2 separate regions of the Homo sapiens genome follow, and region 1 is linked to region 2. A link is a loop called in an ENCODE intact Hi-C map of the cell type or tissue named here. Cell type or tissue: pancreas. All regions are shown on one strand. Links, peaks and the distances in the headings refer to the core of each region. The heading gives the core; the rest is flanking DNA.

Region 1 (8,113 bases), core at 1,956-4,455, 43 kb before region 2:
GGCTCACTGCAACCTCCGCCTCCTGCATTCAAGTGATTCTCCTGCCTCAGCCTCCCAAGTAGCTGGGATTACAGGCACCTGCCACTATGCCTGGCTAATTTTTGTATGCTTAGTAGAGACTGGGTTTCACCATGTTAGTGAGGCTGGTCTCGAACTCCTGACCTCAGGTGATCAGCCCATCTTGGCCTCCCAAAATGCTGGGATTGCAGGAGTGAGCCACCGCGCCTGGCCTACTTCTATTTTTTTTAAGACAAGGTTTTGTTCTGTTGCTAGTCTGGAGTGTAGTGGTGTGAACACGGCTCACTGCAGCCTTGACCTCCTGGGCTCAAACAACCTCCTGCCCCAAACTTCTGAGTAGCTGGGGCTACAGGTGCAAGCCACCATGCCAGGTTAATTTTGAAATTTTTTGCAGAGATGGGGTCTCACTATGTTGCCCAGGCTGATCTTGAACTCCTGGGCTCAAGTTATTTATGTATGTATTTATTTGAGACAGGGCCTCACTCTGTCACCCAGGCTGGAGTGCAGTGATGTGATGATGGCTCACTGCAGCCTCGACTTCCTGGGCTCAGGTTATCCTCCTGCCTCAGTCTCCCAAGTAGCTGGGACTATAGGCGTGTGCCACCACACCCAGCTAACTTCTTTGTATTTTTAGTAGAGACGGAGTTTCACCATGTTTTCCAGGCTGATCTCAAACTCCTGGGCTCAAGTGATCCACCCACCTCGGCTTCCCGAAGTGCTGATATTACAGGCATGAGCCTTTGAACCTGGCTATTTTTTTTTTTTGAGATGGAGTCTCCCTCTGTCGCCAGGCTGGAGTGCAGTGGTGCGATCTCGGCTCACTGCAACCTCTGACTCCCTGGTTCAAGCGATTCTCCTGCCTCAGCCTCCCTAGTAGCTGGGATTGCAGGCATCCGCCACCACGCCCAGCTAATTTTTGTATTTTTAGTAGAGACAGGGTTTCACCTTGTTGGCCACGATGGTCTCCTGACCTCGTGATCTGCCTGCCTTGGCCTCCCAAAGTGCTGGGATTACAGGTGTGAGCCAACGCGCCCGGCTCTGGCTATTTTTTTTTTAAGTGCATTATGAAAATATTTTATAACTTGTGTGTTTAGATCATGTGCCTTAAATATGATTATTGGTATGTTTTGCTTTAGGTCTACTATTATTTGTTTTTTATTTCCACTTTTCTGTGTTTTGTTCCTTGTTTTCCCTTTTCCTTCTTTCTTTTGGATTATTCAAATACTATTTTAGTACTCCATTTTAATTTATTTATTGTGATTTTCACTATATATCTTTGCAAGTTTTAAGTGATTGCTCTACGGATTATGGTAAACACACTTAAACATTCTATAGTCTACCTAGATTGAATATTTTGCAACTTCAAGTGGAATATGGAAAACTTCCACCATATTGGTCCCTTCATTGTCTCCCATGTATGCGTTAGCTTTCACATGCATTATAAAGACATGTATTGAAAATACATCCGTCCAGGGCTGTGGCTCACGCCTGTAATCCCAGCACTTTGAGAGGCTGAGGTAGGTGGATCACCTAAGGTCAGGAGTTCAAGACCAGCCTGGCCAACATGGTGAGACCCCGTCTCTACTAAAAATACAAAAATTAGCTGGGCATGGTGGTGGGCGCCTGTAATCCCAGCTACTAGGGAGACTGAGGCAGGAGAATCGCTTGAACCCAGGAGGTGGAAGTTGCAGTGAGCCAAGATCACACCACTGCACTCCAGCCTGGGTGACAGAGTGAGACTCTATCTCCAAAAAAAAAAAAAAAAGAAAAAAAAAAAACGAAAAGAAAAACGCCAGGCACGGTGGCTCATGCCTGTAATCCCAGCACTTTGGGAGGTTGAGGAGGGCAGATCCCGAGGTCAGGAGATCGAGCCCATCCTGGCTAACAAGGTGAAACCCCGTCTCTACTAAAAATACAAAAATTTAGCTGGGCGTGGTGGCGGGTGCCTGTAGTCCCGGCTACTCGGGAGGCTGAGACAGGAGAATGGCGTGAACCCGGGAGGCGGAGCTGGCAGTGAGCCGAGACCACACCACTGCACTCCAGCTTGGGTGACAGAGTGAGACTCCATCTCAAAAAAAAAAAAAAAAAAAAAAACCCTCCCAAAGTGCTGGGATTACAGGCGTGAGCCACCATGCCCAGCAGTCATTCCTTTCAATGGCAAAAACCGCAATTATTTTTGCATCAACTACACACACAGACACACACACACACACATATCTCATGTCACCTGCAGATACAGTTTTATTTCTTCCTTTCCAATCTAAATGCCTTTTTTTCTTTTTTGAGACAGAGTCTCACTCTATTCCTCAGGCTGGAGTGCAGTGTTGGTGTGATCATAGCTCACTGCAGTCTCAAAGTCCTGGGCTCAAGTGATCTCCCTGCCTCAGCCCCCTGAGCAGGTAGGACTACAGGCATGTGCCACCATGCTTGGCTAATTTTTTAATATTTTTTGTAGAGATGGGGTCATGCTGTGTTGCCTAGGCTGGTCTTGACATCCTAGTCTCAAGTGATCCTCCTGCCTCCCAAAGTGTTAGGATTACAGACGTCAGCCACTGCGCCGGGCCCTGTTTGCGTTTTTTTCTTGCAGTGACTAGAACTTCCAGCACTATGTCAAATAGGAGTGTCAAGAGCAGACATCCTTTCCTTGTTGTTGATCTTATAGGGAAAGTATTCCATCCTTCATCATTAAATATGATATATATTTGGTGTGTTTAAATCTATTATTGTTATTACTATTATTATTATTATTATTATTTGAGACGGAGTTTTGCTCTTGTTGCCCAGGCTGGAGTGCAATGGCGCCATCTCGGCTCACTACAACCTCCGACTCCCGAGCTCTAAGCGATTCTCCTGCATCAGCCTCCCGAGTAGCTGGGATTACAGGTGACTGTCACCACGGCTGGCTAATTTTTATATTTTTAGTAGAGACGAGGTTTCACCATGTTGGCCGGGCTGGTCTCGAACTCCTGACCTCAATTGATTTACCTGCCTCAGCCTCCCAAAGTCCTGGGATTACAGGAGTGAGCCACCGCGCCTGGCCGTTATTAATATTTTTGATGTTTAAGTTGTACCACTCTGGGCCAGTGGGCGCTCCTTCAAGTTAGCTTCTATGTCGAAAATAAAAATGATTTGTTAAGAGAAAGGTAAGTGATTAACAAGTGACTCCAGCAGGTAAAAAGATTGAATTGCTACTAACGGTCGATGGGAGGCAGTGTTGTCCACCTAGTGCTTAAGAACACGGCTTTTGGTGGCAGATTTCCTGGTTCCCAATCCTGGCCCCTCAGTGAATTCGCTGTGAGACCTGCACTGTGTCTTTCCAGCTCCCTGTGCTTTATCCTCAGTCTGTAAGAATGCAGGCTATAGGGTTAGTGTGGAGACCAAAAGAATCAATACTCCGAAGCTGCTCATAACAGTGGCTTGTACTTGACTCCGAGAGTTGCTGCTTTCACCATCATAGTGAAGACAAAGTACTCAAAATCTGCTACACGAAAAAGATTACAGGCCCAGAAGATTTTGCAGGCATGTTCACTCCAACTTTTTTTTTTTTTTTTGGAGATGGAGTTTCGCTCTTGTCACCCAGGCTGCAGTGCAATGGCGTGATCTTGGCTTACTGCAACCTCCGCTTCCCGGGTTCAAGTGATTCTCCTGCCTCAGCCTCCCGAGCAGCTGGGATTACAGTTGTGTGCCACCATGCCCAGCTAATTTTTGTATTATTAGTAGAGATGGGGGTTTCACCATATTGGCCAGGCTGGTCTCGAACTCCTGACCTCAGGTGATCCACCCGCCTCAGCCTCCCAAAGTACTAGGATTACAGGCATGAGGCACCATGTCCGGCCCACTCCAATCTTTAAGAAGCAGCTAATTCCCATGACATAGAAATGTTTCCAGAACACAGAAACACATTGAATGCTTCTCAACCCATTCTGCATTGCCAGCACTGCCCCAATGCAAAGGACTGAGAACAGCCCCCAGATGAAAACTATGTAGGACCCAAATAAGGCATAAGCAAACCATATCCATCACATATTAAAAGAATAATAGAGGCCGGGCATGGTGGCTCACGCCTATAATCCCAGCACTTTGGGAGGCTGAGGCGGGCGGATCACGAGGTCAGGAGATCAAGACCATCTGGCTAACACGATGAAACCCCGTCTCTGCTAAAAATACAAAAAATTAGCCGGGTGTGGTGGTGGGCGCCTGTAGTCCCAGCTACTCGGGAGGCTGAGGCAGGAGAATGGCGTGAACCTGGGAGGCGGAGCTTACAGTGAGCCAAGATCGTGCCACTGCACTCCAGTCTGGGCGACAGAGCAAGACTCTGTCTCTAAAAAAAAAAAAAAAGAATAATAGATTGTGACCCAGTAAGGTTTTCCCAAGAGTATAAGAATGGTTCATTGTGAATAACTTTGTTAAAGGATTGAATTAAAATCTCGTATGATCATGTTAATAGATGCTGAAAAGTATTTAATATGATTCAACACAAATTTTTTTTGAGACAGGGTCTCGCTGTGTTGCCCAGGCTGGAGTACAAGGGTGTGATCATGGCTCACTGCTGCCTCTAACTCCTGGGTTCAAGTTATCCTCCCATCTCAGCCTCCTGAGTAGCTGAGAATACAGGTACCATGCCTAGCTAATTTTTTTTTCTTTTTTCAGTAGAGACGAGATCTAGCTATGTTGCCCAGGCTGGTCTCAAATTCCTGGCCTCAAATGACTCTCCTTCCTTGGCCTCCCAAAGTACTGGAATTACAGGCATGAGCCACTGTGCCTAGCCTCAATATAAAATTCTAATTTAAAAAATCTTGGCAAGCCAGGAATAGAAGAAAACATAACAAAATTGATGAAATTTTGGCTGGTCACGGTGGCTCATGCATGTAATTTCACCACTTTGAGAGGCTGAGGCAGGCAGATAATTTAAGGCCAGGGGTTCAAGACCAGCCTGGCCAACATAGAGAAATCCCATCTCTACTAAAAATACAAAAAATTAGCCCCGAGTGGTGGTGCGTGCCTGTGGTCCCAGCTACTATAGAGGCTGAGGCACTAGAATCGCTTGAACCTGGGAGGCGGAGATTGCAGTGAGCTGAGATTGTGCCGCTGCACTCCAACCTGGGTGACAGAGCCAGAGTTTGCTTCAGAAAAAAAAAAAAAAAAGATGAAATTTTTATCAGAAATCTACATCAACTGCCTGACTTAATAGTAAAACAATAGAACTAACCCATACAAGGATGGAAACAAGATTATGATGCTAATTCATATTTTGCTGAAAGGTTTAGCCCAGGAACTAAAAAAATACATATATAATGAGGTATTAAAATTGTTAAGAAATAATTCAAATTTAGCATAGACAATGTAAGTGTGTAAAATGATGAATTATTACACCAAGAAAGTTCAGTAAGTTTGCCACACAAGATATCAACATTGGAAACTCAATACCTTTCTTCTACCCCAATAATAATTTAGATTATGTAATGGAAAAAAGGATTGCTTATAATACATAAAATAAAGCTAAAGATGTACAAGTCCTATTTGATATATCATATTTATGAATAGGAAGGCTTATCATAAAGATGCTAAATCTCCCAAAACTGATAACTAAATTGATTGTAATGCAATCAAAGTCAGATAAGATTTTTTTTTTTTTGAGGTTGAGTCTCACTCCTTCGCCCAGGCTGGAGTGAAGTGGTGCAATCTCTGCTCACTGCAACCTCCACCCCCGGGTTCAAGAGATTATCCTGCCTCAGCCTCCCGAGTAGCTGGGATTACAGGCACGCACCACCACAGTGGCTAATTTTTGTATTTTTATAGAGACAGGGTTTCACTATGTTGGCCAGGCTGGTCTCGAACTCCTGGCCTCAGGTGATCCTCCCACCTCAGTCTCCCAAAGTGCTAGGATTACAGGTGTGAGCCACTGCACCCGGCCTTATTTTTTACATTTATTTATTTTGGAGACAAAGTCTAGCTGTGTCCCCCAGGCTGAAGTGCAGTAGTATCACTATGACTTACTGCAGCCTCAAAATCCTGGGCTAAAGTGATCCTCTCACCTCACCCTCCTGAGTAACTGAGACTACAGGCGTGTGCCACCACGCCTGGCTAATTTTGAAAAATTTTGTAGAAAAGAGTTATCTATCGACTTGCTGCCTAGGCTGGTCTCAAAGTCCTGGGCTCAAGCCATCCTCCTCTCTCAGCCTCCCAAAGCATTGAAATTACAGGCACGAGCCACTGTGCCTGGCCTCGTTTTGTGTTTACCTGGTGCTAAATACCAGTTGGATACCCGAGAGTGAAATTCAGGTTGGATGAAGTCTGGGAGCTGAAGTGGAGGAGGCTGGCTGGCTTTCCAAGGCCTGTAGCAGAAGGTGACACTTGGGTCTGCCTGCTGATGTTGACATGGACCATCCTAACCTGACATGGCTTTGCAGCTGAATGTGACAGGCCCAGCCTGGGCTGGATCTGGAGAGGGACAGGGATGGCTAACCCTCTAGATCTGCTAACATGACAGACAATTAGGCATCATCCTATCTGCAGGCATCCCCATAACCCAGAGCATTGTCCCACAAACACATGAGATCTGCCCAGACACCCAAGCCCACAGAGGAGACAAACTCAGCATCACAACAATTACAATTAAGGTGGACTAGGGCCTTTGTTGTTTCCTTCTATTATTATTTCCTATAGACCACCCAACAAGATGGATGTCTCTGTTGGGTATGAACTTGAAGCTGTAATCCCAGATGTGCAAGAAATAGAACTCTATTCTCCTGCATCTGCACTGGTTTGGGTGGATTGGGCTGTGGAAACAGGCCAAGCATGTCATTTGTCAACATGGTAGTCTATTTTCTGCTTGACCACATGAGGCAGTTGGGGGAAGGGAGGCTGTTCCTAGAATGGTTCAGGGACCCAGGCTAATGGGGGCTTTGCCACGTCTACAACATGTGGCCTTCTAAATCATCACATGGGTATCCCTTGCCCCGTTGGCCGGGGGAGGAGGAGTTTAGAGGAGTGTCCCAGGAGACATTGAAAAGCCAGGTTTGTTTGTGGTACATGTCAGTTCTGCTCACATTCCACAGGACCAAAGCACATTTCATGGCTGCAGAGGGGAACCTCTGAGACGTGGCCAGGCAATGTTCCCAGAACAAAGAGGCGATGGGCTCTGGGGGACAGTGAGCAGTCTCTTGCCCAGCAGCTCCATTGACTTTCTACTGAGAATCCCCATTCTCCATGGTGGTGGAAACTTAGTTCTGCTAAATATTGTGCTAAATATTCATCTGGTTCTGAACTTGGGGTTGTCCATGAAGCTTGGGCATCAGAGGCAGCCCCGGGGTGTCTGTGGCCCATGGTGTCAGTCTAGATCTCTGTTTTGATTCATGCACGATGGCTCCCTGCTTATCCCTAGTTTTCCTCTACAGTTCTGTCTCCACCTGGCACTTGGGATTCCTATGGAACCCACCTTCTTCTCACTAGGCTGGGCCATGGGGTATCCTCCTTGGCTGTCTGAGGTCATTTCTTTGTAAATGTCTACACCATGTAGCATATCTTCTTTGAGAACTTGGAGCCTCTCTAGGCCTTATCTGTGAGGAGGGATTATAGATAACAGCTGGGGTCTCTGACGCCCCTCTTCCTCAGATGCAGATTCCAGGAACCTTATGGATGTACTATTGTCTAATCTCTCTCTACATTCCCTTTTCCATGAATGGGGAACCAATGCCTTTCTGGAGGGGGGAGAGGTGGTCTTCATCAGCTATTCTGCCAAAGCTATTTGCATTTCTTGAGGACTTTCCATTCTTCTCCTAAGAGCTTGACATTTGGATGTCAGAAGCTGGAAGAGGTTTCTGTTTTCTTATTGCTGCTCTGAGACACTAGACATCTCCAATCCCAGCTCAAATGAGAAGACCCCTAGAGAATAAACATCAGTTCAGATTTCTAAATATCATCCCCACATTGGCAATTATGCCTGCTTTAGAGACAAAGGAACTATGCTCAAGAAAAGTATCTGTTCAGGGCTATACAGTTTTTCAGTGTCAGAGGTAAGTTTTTAACTGACATCTGCCTGAATTCTATGTCTGTGGGCTTCCCCATTGGGACATTCTGATTTTCACAGTCTAGG
Region 2 (7,200 bases), core at 4,499-6,998:
CACCGTCAGCGTGCCCCTGCCCCTCGGGTGCATCACCATCCTCTTCATCGAACTCTGCACTGACATTGTAAGTCCACAGCCCAGGGTACCCATCCACAGGGTGCCCAGAGACACTTGCTTGCAGATGGACAGGAGGGACAGAGACCACCACAGACACTCTTGGGCACAGAGTGACAGACAAGACCTGTGTGTGCAATGACAGCCAGTGCAGGACACATGGGTGGCAGGCAGGTGAACAGACCTAAATGGACATACAGCCATGCACACACAGGCGGACACTCAGGTAGGCCCGGGCCGACCCATGCACACACATGACTCAGATACAGATACTCAGACAGAGATGGAAACAGAACAGGTATCTGGCCAAACTTGAATCACAGACACGTGCCCCTAAACAGACACGGACAAATAAACCCCCTCAGATAGACCCCATGGCAGACAGACAGAAAAGAACCACAGATACAGTCACGAATGCAGCCAGAGGCGCAGCTGTGTTGACAGGTATTTATTCGGTAACATTTACACAGTGCTTTCTCTGGGCCAGACACACCATCATTTCCTTAATTTTGTACTCATAACCACACTATGAGATGAGTTTTGTTACTATCACCCGTACTTTACTGATGAGCTCATCAAGGCATAGACAGGTAGAGTGGATTGTCCCAGGTCACTGGGCAAATAAGTGGCCCGGCTGTGACTTGAGCTTGAGCAGTCACAGGTCCCACAGCCTGTGGTCGTGGTCAGTATGCTCTGCTGCCACTCTAGGCACAAGCAGATGAAGGGGCACGGCGACACTGAGAGACTGAAGATACACAGAGATAGGGAGTGACACAGAAATACACAAGAGCAGATACAGTCACAGAGAATTACACTGGAGACAGGGACAGAGAAACAGAGTGAGGAACAGAGAAAGAGAGGGAGGGAGACAGAGGGAGAAGATAAAAGCAGATGTTCTTACGAAGATGGGCACCAGGATGCCAACACCCAGGGGCCAGTGGGGCCCAGGCTGTCCAGGCTGGTGTGGCTGTGCCGTCCCTGCAGGTCCTGCCTGCTAACCTCAGTCCTGTTCCTGCTCACAAGTGGGGGAAGGGGGACCCGAAGTGGAGGGGACAAGGGCCCAGCCAAACCCTCAGTCCCAGTTCCTTCCACTCCTGGCCAGTTCCCATCTGTGTCCCTGGCATATGAAAAGGCCGAGAGTGACATCATGCACCTGCGTCCACGCAACCCAAAGCGTGACAGATTGGTCAACGAGCCCCTGGCTGCCTACTCCTACTTCCAGATTGGTGGGTGCCCGTGGGCCGGGGAGCCTGGAGGTGGGGGGCTCTGCGCTGGGCTGCTCGCCTGCCCCAGGCCCTGCCTTGGGCTCCGGCTGGTTCTGGACCTCAGTGTCTGCATTTGGTCCTGGGTCTCCGTTGTCCTCCGTGTCCCTCTCTGTTTGTGACAGTCTCTCTGGTTCTGCTGTGTCCCTGCTCTCTCTCTGACCTTGCTCTCCATGACCCTGTCTCTGAGTTGTTGCCTATTTCTGTCTTTTTGGGTCCTGGATGTGTCTTTTTCTCTCTGTCCCTGCCTCTGTCTCTCTGTCCCTGCTTCTCTCTCTGCCTCTGTGTCTCTGTCACTGTTTCTGTGTCCCTGGCTCTGTGTGTCCTTGACCTTGTGTATCTGTGTCCCTGTCTCTCTTCCCGTGTCCCTGTCTGTGTGTCCTTGACCTTTGTGTATCTGTGTCCCTGTCTCTCCATGTCCCTCTCTTCCTGTGTCCCTGTCTCTGTGTCCATCTCTGTCTCCCTGTGTCCCCTTGTCTCTCTCCAGGTGCCATTCAGTCCTTTGCTGGCTTCACTGACTACTTCACGGCAATGGCCCAGGAGGGCTGGTTCCCACTGCTGTGCGTGGGGCTGCGGGCGCAGTGGGAGGACCACCACCTACAAGATCTGCAGGACAGCTACGGCCAGGAGTGGGTGAGCCCTGCCCCGCCCCATCCCATCCCTGGGCTCCCTCCTTCCCAGGGCAACTTGCCTTGTGTGCGGCCCACTTGTTCCTCCACGTGTGACTGAGTTCAGCCAGAGCATCCCGGACCCCCAGACTCCCTGCCAGTTCGGGGGGGCAAGGGCCTTTCCCACCATCTCCAGCTCCAAACTCCTGCTTCTGATGATCGCAACTGCAGATGGGTGTCTCTGCCCTGACACTAATGCATCATCTCAGATGTGGAACCAGGCCCCTATTCTGCTATTTTCCCTACAGCATCACTCCCACAGGGTATTTGCACATGTGGTCTATTTTAATGAAGGTTTGGAGCACAGTGAGGCTAGATCTGGCCAGCAGATGTGTTTAGTTCACCTGTAGAGTTACATACAGACGAGGATACTTCCCTTAAACATTTACTATCATGGTTAAGGTAGACACTGAAGCCAGACTGCCTGGACTTATGGTCTGGTACTGCTTCTCACAAGCTGTGTAACCCTGGGCAGGTTGCTTTGCCTCTCTGTGCCTGTTTTCTCACCTGCAAAGTGGAGAGAATATCAAAGTCTACCTCAGTGGTTTTCAGTTTGCTCCCAGACCAGCAGCATCACCATCTCCTGGGAACATGTTTGCAGTGCAAATTCTCAGGCTCTATCCCAGCCCTCTGGGAGCCCTTGCTGGGATTCTCATGCATGTTCAAGTTCCAGCACCACTGATTTACCTCCTAGGGTTACCCAGCGGATTAAATGAGCTAATGCACGTGCAACACTCGGCACCTGGAGCAGTCAGTGATCCCCACAGTTAGCTGGTATTAGGAGTTGTGTTGCCAGGCATGGTGGCACATGCTTGTAATTCCAGCTACTTGGGAGGCTAAGGCAGGAGAATCTCCTGAACCTGGGATTCGGAAGTTGCAGTGAGCTGAGATTGCACCACTGCACTCCAGCCTGGGTGACAGAGCGAGATTCCATCTCAAAAAAAAAAGTAGCTGTGTTGAAGAAATGGGCTGCATAGTGGCTGCCCCCTTTAAATGGGGCATCTGCCCTCTTTTCCCAAAGGCCCGCGGTGACTGCCTCACCTATTTTTGCCATCTGCCTGGCCCCTGGAGTCACTGGACTTTGCAAATCCCATCTGAGGATTTCAATTCCCCTTTCCCAGGCCCTTTCTTTTGGGTGCCTCCCCCCTTTCACTATGAAAGCAGTCGGCCCAGCCTACAGTTTTCCCGGCCACTGTCATCCAAGCTCTGCTAGGCTGAGGTTTCTGGGCCCCACGTTCTGGGGTCCTGCACACCTGGCAGACCCTGCCTCTCTCCTTCCCCCCACCCCCACACTCTGATGCAAGGCAGAGAGAGCATTTAGGGGTTCACGGCCCTGGGACCCTATGCCCGGTGGGCTGCAGAGGCTCTCCGCCGGGACTCAGGCTGGACTCAGGCTGTTTCCGTTTGCCCCTGGCCTGCAGACATTCGGGCAGCGCCTGTACCAGCAGTACACCTGCTACACCGTGTTCTTCATCAGCATTGAGGTGTGCCAGATCGCCGATGTCCTCATCCGCAAGACGCGCCGTCTCTCTGCCTTCCAGCAAGGCTTCTTCAGGTGTCCCTGGCTGGCCCTCTTCCTGCCCTCCAACCCCTGGTCCCAACTCCCATCAGATCCTGACTGTGGTTTAGAACAGCCGGCAAATGCCAGCGGGTGCCAGTGCCAGATGGTGACATGCCAAAAAAACCTTTCTAACTGGCCAATAACTCCCCCCACGGCCCCCTCCACATTTCACTAAAGGGGTGGTGCTGAGAGGCCCGGGCCACTCCAGTGTTCAGTGTGTAGAACACCTCCCTGCTGCTGCTGACATCTGACCTACTTTGACCCACAGTATCCTGATTTCCATCACGTCCCCAATTCCTAATGGCCTGTCCCATTCTGCCCACCCCCAGGAATAAGATCCTGGTGATCGCCATCGTGTTCCAGGTCTGCATCGGCTGCTTCCTGTGCTACTGCCCCGGCATGCCCAACATCTTCAACTTCATGCCCATTCGGTGAGAGGCTGTGAGGGGCAAGGACAGGGAGGGGGCTGTAGGGCACAGGCCTGGGATGGCCTTCACCTTGCCATGTGCCTTCAGGTTCCAGTGGTGGCTGGTCCCCCTGCCCTACGGCATCCTCATCTTCGTCTATGATGAGATCCGGAAGCTTGGAGTTCGCTGTTGCCCAGGGAGTGAGTGTGGAGACTGGGAGCCTGGGGGCAGGGGACTGAAACGTTTGAGCAGCTGCACCCACCTTTGATCCTCAACACTTGGCCTCTAAGCCCTTGACCCTCCATAGCAACCAGCACTGACCTCTGAGCCCCTGGCCCTGCCTAAGTGGCACCCCCAGCACTGAGTCTCCTTTCTCCCTCTCTCTCCCAGGCTGGTGGGACCAGGAACTCTACTATTAGAGGGACGACTGCCTTCAAGCATCCCTGCAACTGCCACAGCAGGTGGGGGCAGGGCTCGTGGGACCCTCTGGACAGCCACCAAGATATCTGAGCAACCAAGAGTCCCAGCCCCACCAGTATCTGCTTCTGTAGCCCACGGCACCCCAAACTTGGAGGGACCTGCCCACTCCCCTCCCCCATTCCCAAGGTTCGCACCTCCTGGAGCAGCAGCGCCTGGGCAGTCCTCTGGGCTGGCCTCGGGAAAGCCGCCACCTGTGGTGGCGGTGGGGCTCTGACAGGGAGTACAGCTGACCGCTTCTGGAGGGTGTTTCTGTTCTTAGGACTCCAGTCCAGGCTGGACGGCTGCCTGAGGGCCCTTCGTTAAAGACACGCTTGTGTCCTGGGCGATGGTAATAAAACCAGCTCATGCTGACTGTGCTGTATCTGGTGCCAGGCACTGTCCTCAGCGTCTCTCATTAGTGCTTGTGATCTCCCACAGTCCTGTACATGGGGGCTGTTTATCCAGGGCTGCACCTCCAGTGCCTAGTACACAGCCTGGCACATAGTAGGTCCTCAATAAACCTGCCTTGGGGAAATGATTCCTATTCCTTTGCCCAGGGTCATGGCATCTAAACGCAAGCTGGGCCGTGGCGATAGGCACCCCCTACCACCTCTGGGCTTTCTCTGTTCTCAGCACCCTTCTCCCTCCTGGAGGCTCCCAGACACAAGGGGGCCCAAGTCATTTCCACATCAAGCATCCCCCACCCCCCAGCGGTGTCTCCTTTCTGAGCCTACCTGCTTACTCCTCTGTCCCGGCAATGGCCAGTTCCTGAACAACTCCTGGAGGTCCCCTCCTCACACCCCTCACCTGAAAGGTTAACCCCATCCCCCTACCTCCCATCTCTGCCGCTCCTTTCCCAGCCCCTCTGTTCACCTCTCTTCCTCTTTCTTATGTGGCTTTCTCTGGCTAGGGCCTGGGCTTCTCCTTCCTTGTGACCACAGCCCCCCAGTCCCCCATGGCTTCAGTTGTTTCTGCAGTGAGACCCACCTCTGTCCCCAGCTTCCCCCAGTGTTGGTGACCTACACTGGCCTCTTCATCACCCCCCATGCCTGTACCCATGCACTGACCCAATCTGATAGTCCCACTGTCCCATCAGTGTGGTCCCTTCTCCCTTGGAAACGTGGTGAGCCCTCGGGCTTACAAGCCCCAAACTCCAGTTATCCTGGAACTCTTTGCTCCTCCCTTACCTGTTAGCGCCCCCTGCCGGTAAATAAATACACACAGCCACTGATCACCAACACCTGGGCTTGGCTTCTAGTCACTCTCCTAACCCCACAAAGCCCTGCCCTGGTCCAGCCCTGGCCTCGTGGCCTCAGCTTTCCCATTTCAGACAACAGCCATGCAGAGCTTCCTAAAGCCAAATCTGACCCTGTCCTTCCTCTGCCTAGAGCTCTCCTTGGTTCCCAAAGCCTCCTGTGATCTGACCCCTGCCAGCTTCTGTAGTCTTACAAGTCCCCTTGAACTCATTCCAACCAGTTATGTTCCCTTGGGAAAAACAGGCCCCCTCTCTGACCTCAAGACCATTACCTCTGCCTTGCCCCAATCACTCATTCTTTAGGTCTCAGCTCACATGTCCTCTGCTCAGGGGAGCCCGCACTGCTTCCACGGCAGGCCAGGCGGCTCCTCTGGGTCCCCATAACCCGGGGTTTTCCCATCATAACCCCGATCACCTGAAGCCTGGCTCCCCACAGTCCAACCGCCCAGGCTTCACCGTCCTCTGCCAACTCAGGCCCAGCCACTCCAGTCTCTCTCCCTGAACCCCATGTAAGCTGGGATTATTCCAGTTGGTAATTTTGCATCCTACACTTGTCTCAATATGTGTGAAGAGCTATGTGGGGCATGGAAGTGTGGGAGAAAGTGACCTTGTCACAAGTCCACCCAGATAGACTGCCCCATCTACTTCCTTTCTACATCAAAGTCAAGGTGATCAATCACTTCCAGCTCCCAAGAGACCCATGGACCCTGTCTTTACTCCAAACAATGAGGAAGAGTGGCCTAGATGGCAGCTGCCGTCTGAAGGCAAATGCTCCCTCTGGAAACATCGAGATGGTCATAGTGAGCTTTCCTAGGCCTAAGCTTAAAAAAAATCAGGTGGAACTTCAACGGCCTGGTGGAGGAGGAGGGGCAATGGTGCTATCCTACTCCCTGGGGTACCCCACTGGGAACACCAAGGATGGGGAGCATCTTCCTGAGTGGGGAGGGTGTACATCAAAGTGGAGCTTAAACATGACATTCAAAACTTCTGACACATCCCCCTCAGAGAAAGGCGGGGAGCCGGCTTCAGTGGACCAAGGAAGGCTGAGGGTGGAGGGGGGCATCCAGGACAATGTCCAAGCTGGGGGCCCCACTGCTCTGCTTCTTGGCTGCAGCTGTCTCTCCACTCCACCCTGAGAAGGCTCAGGCTGGGATCTGATCTGAGGGCCATAGAACTGAGGAGCTCACAGTCACAACTCTCCCCCCAGCCCCATGCTGACCCCATGGCTTGAACGATGTTAAGAATCTGGCTGGACAAATTATTCTAGGGAGCAGTTTCAGAAAAGCTGGTTTTGCTGGTTGGGTAAAACCAAAGGCCAAGCAATTGGACTGTCCACTGTGTAACAAGGGGCCGCAAGTGGCTGCAAGTGGGAGGATGACCTGGTTAGACGGGTTTCAGATAGATCCCCTGGCTGCCATACAGAGGATGGATTGGAGGGGGACACTGGGGCCAGGAGCCTCAGAGGCAACCAGCCCGGGAAGGGCCCATGTGAGGAGGCCCAGGTTGGGGCTGTGAGGAGGAAGAGCCCCCC

Evidence for each region. Hi-C counts contacts between places; a loop is a spot of excess contacts. Peaks named below come from ENCODE experiments on the same cell type or tissue, not always from the same donor. Only the 100,000 strongest peaks of a DNase experiment are listed, where the experiment ranks them.
Region 1: a loop joins it to region 2, with 2.0 times the contacts of the local background. A loop is called at or near these places in 18 of 110 quality-filtered maps.

Annotation. Positions count from the first base shown.
Region 1 is chr19:35,587,571-35,595,683 of GRCh38, reverse strand. No RefSeq gene overlaps it. Among named protein-coding and RNA genes, the nearest start is that of PMIS2, 5.5 kb to the right of the region's middle. In pancreas, for the core only: a CTCF peak has its summit at 3,208; no DNase peak of the experiment used is centred there.
Region 2 is chr19:35,547,789-35,554,988 of GRCh38, reverse strand. ATP4A (ATPase H+/K+ transporting subunit alpha) reads left to right here. Exons shown (of 22, transcript NM_000704.3): 16 at 1-67; 17 at 1,160-1,283; 18 at 1,807-1,952; 19 at 3,409-3,542; 20 at 3,878-3,979; 21 at 4,064-4,155; 22 at 4,346-4,958. The coding sequence ends at 4,374. Among named protein-coding and RNA genes, the nearest start is that of TMEM147-AS1, 5.4 kb to the right of the region's middle. In pancreas, for the core only: a CTCF peak has its summit at 5,629 (motif pointing left); a DNase peak (open chromatin) is centred at 4,628; H3K27ac peaks cover 700 bases.